2 separate regions of the Homo sapiens genome follow, and region 2 is linked to region 1. Evidence: chromatin loops called from intact Hi-C (ENCODE). Cell type or tissue: PC-9. All regions are shown on one strand. Each heading gives the region's core, and the rest is flanking DNA. Links, peaks and the distances in the headings are about the cores only.

Region 1 (2,918 bases), core at 90-2,589:
TGCCAACCCTGAGGACCAGTTCTTGGGGTTCCAGGCCTCGGCCTTCCTGCTCCACGTGCTCAAGCCCCCACAGGGGGCTGCGACACCATCTGGCTCCTCACAGGGAGGTCCAGCCATGTTCTCTGGGCTCCCAGTGAGCCCCCTCCCCTCCGGCTACCCCCAGAATCCATCCTTCATTCCTCCACCAAGCTCCTGTGTGAGCTGCAGCACCCACACGGGGGAAGCCCTGCACTCCAGCAGCATCTTCCAGCCTTGGCACAGAACTGATGGCAAAGGAAGGGCTGGGTTTTCAGCTTCTGGGACCCGAGGAAGACCCCACCTCACTCCTCCTTCCCCAGTACATCAGACTGGTTAGGAGGCATCCCAGAAGGGGCAGCCTCATGCCCAGGTTTCAGCCCTAAAGGTAATGATTGTCTTGACTCTGCCTTGGCATTTCGCTCGGAATCACGGCAGACTTGGAGTGTTTCTTCAAGGCAGGCATCTGCTTATGAGCAAGGTCAAAGATTTTTCAAAATATTGTGCATTAATTCATTAAAGCTACTGTTAAATATTTGCTGTTTTTAGATTGGCGTCCGTGCTAATTCTGCAGTTGTAGCACTGTATATTTTATCTCATTTCTGTGCCAAGAAAGTTCATCTTTATGTTTTTCTAATACACAATCTTGATCTTGTTTCCAAAATAAAGCTTCAGCTCCTTGGTCAATAGAAGTAAGGGTGTAGCCATCCAGGGTCTCCCGGCTCTAGGCAGACCGGATCCCGCAGTTCATCCCATGGTTGTTGAAATGTACCTCGATCAGTCATCTCTGGTATTCCTCACTCTAGCCATGAGCCATTGCCATCTTATGGGCCCGATTTGGGTACTCTGAATTATGTCATGGAGTAGACAGTTACTTCTAAATCCCAGCAACCAAGTTGCGTATCCTTCCTTATAGCTAGTTTCTATAGAGAAGTGAAAAAGAAATCTGGCTTCCTTAATAAGATAGTTGAGCCTATGACATTAAGGAGCAGCGCTGCTGGCGGAAGATTCTAGATTCACTGGTGGTTTAAGAGGCCCAGGGATTTAGTTCTTACTGGTGCGTAAGTGTTTTCCCATCCTAACCGGAAAACCACTCACCCAGGCTTCCCCCACTTCCCCTCAAATTTTCTCAGCTCTGCCGCTGGTCTCCATGAACGGCAAGGGGAACCACCACTCATTCACTGTCAGTGTAGGTAAGACAGAGGATGCCCTTGCAAAAATTGGGACTGAGGACAGTAGCACACGGAATGGTGGATCGTACATTTGCACCCAGAGCTACTAAACGCTCAGTGACCCCAGAGACCATTAATTTCCCGGAGTGAAGGGGATGGGGGTAGAGCTAATTGGAATTTTTATTATCCAGGACTCATCCTAAGAAGAATGTTGGCCTCTCTTCATCCCTGGCTTAGCCGTCAGGTAGAACGCTTACTCACCTGACACCGACTTCTTAGAGAAGCGAGTCTTTTTTGAATGGAGGAGCGATGGTAACCCCACTAGGGGGCGCCCATGATCGGCTCCCAGTGCACCCCCTTAAGGGTAAGCAGGCCACATATCTAGAGTCTGATAGTCTGTGTGTACATAAGGTCTAGAAGTCTGTGGAAACGCCCTGAAACCTGTAGTATTATCTTAACTACCCTCTTATGTTAAGGTTTACATAATAGGATTTTTAAACAAATGTGTTTAATTTTTTAAGATCTCTTGTATTAAAATTTTCTTTTGGAATAAGCTGTGGAAATTTTGTTACAACCTGGTTGAGATCAACCTCTTTACAATGACACAAATTGTGACATTTTATAAATTAGATACTTCAGTGGATGGTCTCTGTCTCAGTTCTTTTTCAACAACTGGAGATTGAGGTGAACTTAATACACGTGGATCAACTGAATTGAAATGGAGCAGAATCTCATTTTGAGTTAATTAGGCAGATTTGGATAAACTGGCAATGCAGCATTAAAATTTCATACAGAAAACACTCCTCATTACAGGTACCTATGTATTCACTTCTAGAAGAAACAATTATTAGGCGGCTACTGTATACCAGGTGCTTGGCATACAGCAGTAAGACAGGTAAGGTGTACTGTTGGAGTCGCACTGGACATGAAGCAGACAGATTTTTAAGAAGTCAACCATCCGGATAATTTCAGACCACAGTAAATATTGCAAGAGTGACAGGAATTAGAAATTCTTGGTCCCAACCAAGAATCTACGTTCAACAGCCTAGGCACTGCTGTCATTGGGGACTGGATGATTCTGTTGTGGGGGGCCGTCCCGTACATTGTAGGATGCCTCCACCTGTTAGAGGCCAGGGGCACCCCTTTAGTTGTAACAGACAGATGTCCAGACATGGCCAGAGGTCCCCTGGGGGGAGGGGGGCCAGTGGAGAGCCATGGGGCTAAGGCCAAGGGGTCCTCTTGGCTAAAGTGGCTTTTTTTTTTGGAGACAGTTTTTTACTCTTGTTGCCCAGGCTGGAGTGCAAAGGTGCCATCTCCGCTCACCACAACCTCCGCCTCCCGGGTTCAAGCAATTCTCCTGCCTCAAGCCTCCTGCGTAGCTGGGATTACATGCATGGGCCAGCACTCCTGGCTAAAGTTTTATGTTTTAGTAGAGACAGGGTTTTTCCATGTTGGTCAGGCTTGTCTCGAACTCAGACCTCAAGTGATCCACCCACCTCAGCTTCCAAAAGTGCTGGGATTACATGTGTGAGCCACCACACCTGGCTGGCTAAAGTGACTTTTAAGCTGAGACCTAAAGGATGAAAAGAAACTCTGCACTGCCCCCACACCTCCCAAATAATTTACACTGGCTTAAGTACTCAGACCCTGCAACAAAATAGGCAACATTTTTAACCCAGTTATGGTAACAGAGAAAAGAAAGGCTCCTGGGATGAGAATCCAGGCATAAAG
Region 2 (2,918 bases), core at 321-2,820, 140 kb after region 1:
TGAGTAGCTGGGATTACAGGCATGTGCCACAACACCCAGCCAATTTTTGTACTTTTAGTAGAGACGGGGTTTCATCATACTGGCCAGTCTTGAACTCCTGATCTCAGGTGATCTGCCTGCCTCAGCCTCTTAAAGTGCTAGAATTACAGGTGTGAGCCACCACACCTGGCTATAAATCTCGTTTCTTCAATCTTACTAAAATATGATATGTGTTTCTCAATTTTTTTTTCATTATTGCTGCCCCCAGGAGACCCAAAATTAGACTTTTTCCTAATCTCCCCTCCACTAATAACAGCTTGAGATATAAATACACAAACAATATAATTCATCCTCTGAAGGTATGTTTTTAGAATATTCAAAGAGTTGTGGACTGTCATGAAAATCAATTGTGGGACATTCTCACCACCCCAAAATGAACTTTCACCCATTAGCAGCCCTTCCCCATTGCCCCCCAACTCCCACCACCCTAATTCTAAGCAATCACTAATCTACCTTCTATAGATTTCTCCACTCCAGGCATTTCATAGAAATAGAATCATATAAAATGTAGGCTTTTGTTACTGATCTTTCACTTTGCATGATGTTTTCAAGGTTCATCTATTTTGTAGCCTATGTTAGTGCTTCATTCTTTAATTGCTGAATACTATTCTACTGTATGAATATATCATCATATTTTGTTTATCCATTCATCTACTGATGGACGTTTGGGTTGTTTCTACTTTCTGGCTATTATGAATTATGCTGCTATAAAAATCCACGTGCAAGTTTTTCACATGTGAAAAGATGTGTGGATATCTTTCATCTCTCTTGAGTGTATACCTAGGAGTGAAACTCTGAGTTACATGGTAACTATATGTGTTTACTTCTTTAAGAAGCTAGCAGACTGTCTTCCAAAGCACCATCCTACATTCCTACCAGCAATGTATGAGGGTCCCAATGTTTCCACATCCTCAACACTTGTTATTTTTCACCCTTTTAATTGTAGCCATCTTAGTAGGTGTGAGGTAAAATTTCATTGTGGTTTCTATTTGCATTTACATAATGACTAATGATGCTAAACATTTGTTGTTGTGCTTACTGGCAATTTTTATATCTTCTTTGGAGAAATGTCTATTCAGATACTTTGCCCATTTTTCAGTTGGGTTATTTGTCTTTTCATTATTAATATTTAGTTGTAAGAGTTCTTTACATATTATGAATACCAGATCTTTATCAGATACAGGATTTGCAAGTATTCCCTCCCATTTGGTGGGCTGTCTTTTCACTTTTTTGATAATGTCCTTTGAGGTACAAAATATTCAAGTTTCATAAAGTCCAATTTATCTATTTTCTGTTTTGTCACCTGTGCTTTTAGCGTTATATCTAAGAAATCACTTTCCAATAGAGGATCACAAAGATTTCTGCCTATGCTTTCTTCTAACAGTTTTCTAGTTTTAGCTCTTCTTTGGGCTTTGATCCATTTTGAGTTCATTTTTTTTTTTAATATGGTGTGAGGTAGGGGTCCAAATTCACTCTTTTGCATGTGGATATCCAGATGTCCCTGCACCATTTGTTGAAAAGACTACCCTTTCCCCATTGAATTGTCTTGGCGCCCTTGTCAAAAATCCATTGACCCTAAATGTGAGGATTTCTGGATTCTCAATTCTAATCCATTAATCTCTATGTTTATCTTCATGCCAGTACCATAGTGTTTTGATGACTGCAGGCTTCTAGTAAGTTTGAAATCAGAAACTGTGAGTCTTCCAACTTTATTCTTCCTTTTCAAGGTTGTTTTCGCTATTCTGGGCCCACATAATTTTCATATAAAATTTAGGATCAGCTTGTGGTAACTGTGTAATCAAGGAGAAATAAGATCAAGGTCCAACACTTAAGCAGCTTATAGCTTTTAGGCTGGGTGTGGAGGCTCACGTCTGTAATCCCAGCACTCTGGGAGGCTGAGGTGGGCAGATCACTTGAGGTCAAGAGTTCGAGACTAGCCTGGCCAACATGTTGAAACCCCATCTCTACTAAAAGTACAAAAATTAGGCAGGCATGGTGGCACACATCTGTAACCCCAGCTACTCGGGAGGCTGAGGCAGGAAAATTGCTTGAACTGGGGAGGTGGAGGTTGCAGTGAGCTAAGATCATGCCACTGCACTCCAGCCTGAGCAACAGAGCGAGACTCCATCTCAAACAAACAAAAAAAGCTAAGCTATCTTCCAGATAATTTTGTACTTTTAGTAGAGACGGAGTTTCTCCATGTTGGTCAGGCTGGTCTCGAACCCCCGACCTCAGGTGATCCTCCAGCTTCACCGTCCCAAAGTGCCGGGATTACAGGCATGAGCCACCACTCTCAGCCCCAATGGGATGGTTTTAAGGAAGCTTGTCCAACCTGCAGCCCGTATGCAGCCCAGGATGGCTCTGAATGTATTTTATGTGTGGCCCAAGACAATTCTTCTTGTAAAGTGGCCCAGGGAAGCCAAAAGACTGGACACCCCTGGTTTAGAGGGAAGAGAGTAGAGGGAGAAGGGTTGGCAAGGTAGTGATTTTATGGTTTTTAGCCAAGAAGTAACATGGACTGAACAGAACTATGATACCGGGCACAGAAAAGAAGACAACCATCTACATATGTGTAAGCTTTATTCTGCTTAAATGAAAAACCATGAAAGAGAAAAATATGTAATTGTGAATGTCACTGGACATGTTACTTCTGGTCAAGGTCTTCCATAAATTATTTTTCCTCCAAAGTGATCACCTCTCCTGTATTTACCTTCTTTAGCGCTAACGCTGGTGCTGCTATAAGGTATGTACACACTTAATCATAGAATATTCCATTTAACAAATTGCTTCTGGGCACTTGGTACACATGAGGCATTGCTCAAGGCTAATGATGCACAATGTGATATCCAGGGACGAAGAAGTTCCAGGACAATTACATG

The links. A loop is a pair of places that touch in the nucleus more often than their neighbours do. Peaks named below come from ENCODE experiments on the same cell type or tissue, not always from the same donor. Only the 100,000 strongest peaks of a DNase experiment are listed, where the experiment ranks them.
Region 2: a loop joins it to region 1, with 2.6 times the contacts of the local background. A loop is called at or near these places in 2 of 110 quality-filtered maps.

The regions. Positions count from the first base shown.
Region 1 is chr16:12,572,460-12,575,377 of GRCh38, forward strand. SNX29 (sorting nexin 29) reads left to right here. Exons shown (of 21, transcript NM_032167.5): 21 at 1-1,828. The region is part of intron 1 of SNX29-AS3 (SNX29 antisense RNA 3); the gene reads right to left. Among named protein-coding and RNA genes, the nearest start is that of SNX29-AS3, 37 kb to the right of the region's middle. In PC-9, for the core only: a CTCF peak has its summit at 1,525 (motif pointing right); no DNase peak of the experiment used is centred there; H3K27ac peaks cover 554 bases.
Region 2 is chr16:12,713,490-12,716,407 of GRCh38, forward strand. All of the region lies in intron 2 of CPPED1 (calcineurin like phosphoesterase domain containing 1), which reads right to left. Among named protein-coding and RNA genes, the nearest start is that of MIR4718, 5.4 kb to the right of the region's middle. In PC-9, for the core only: no CTCF peak of the experiment used is centred there; no DNase peak of the experiment used is centred there.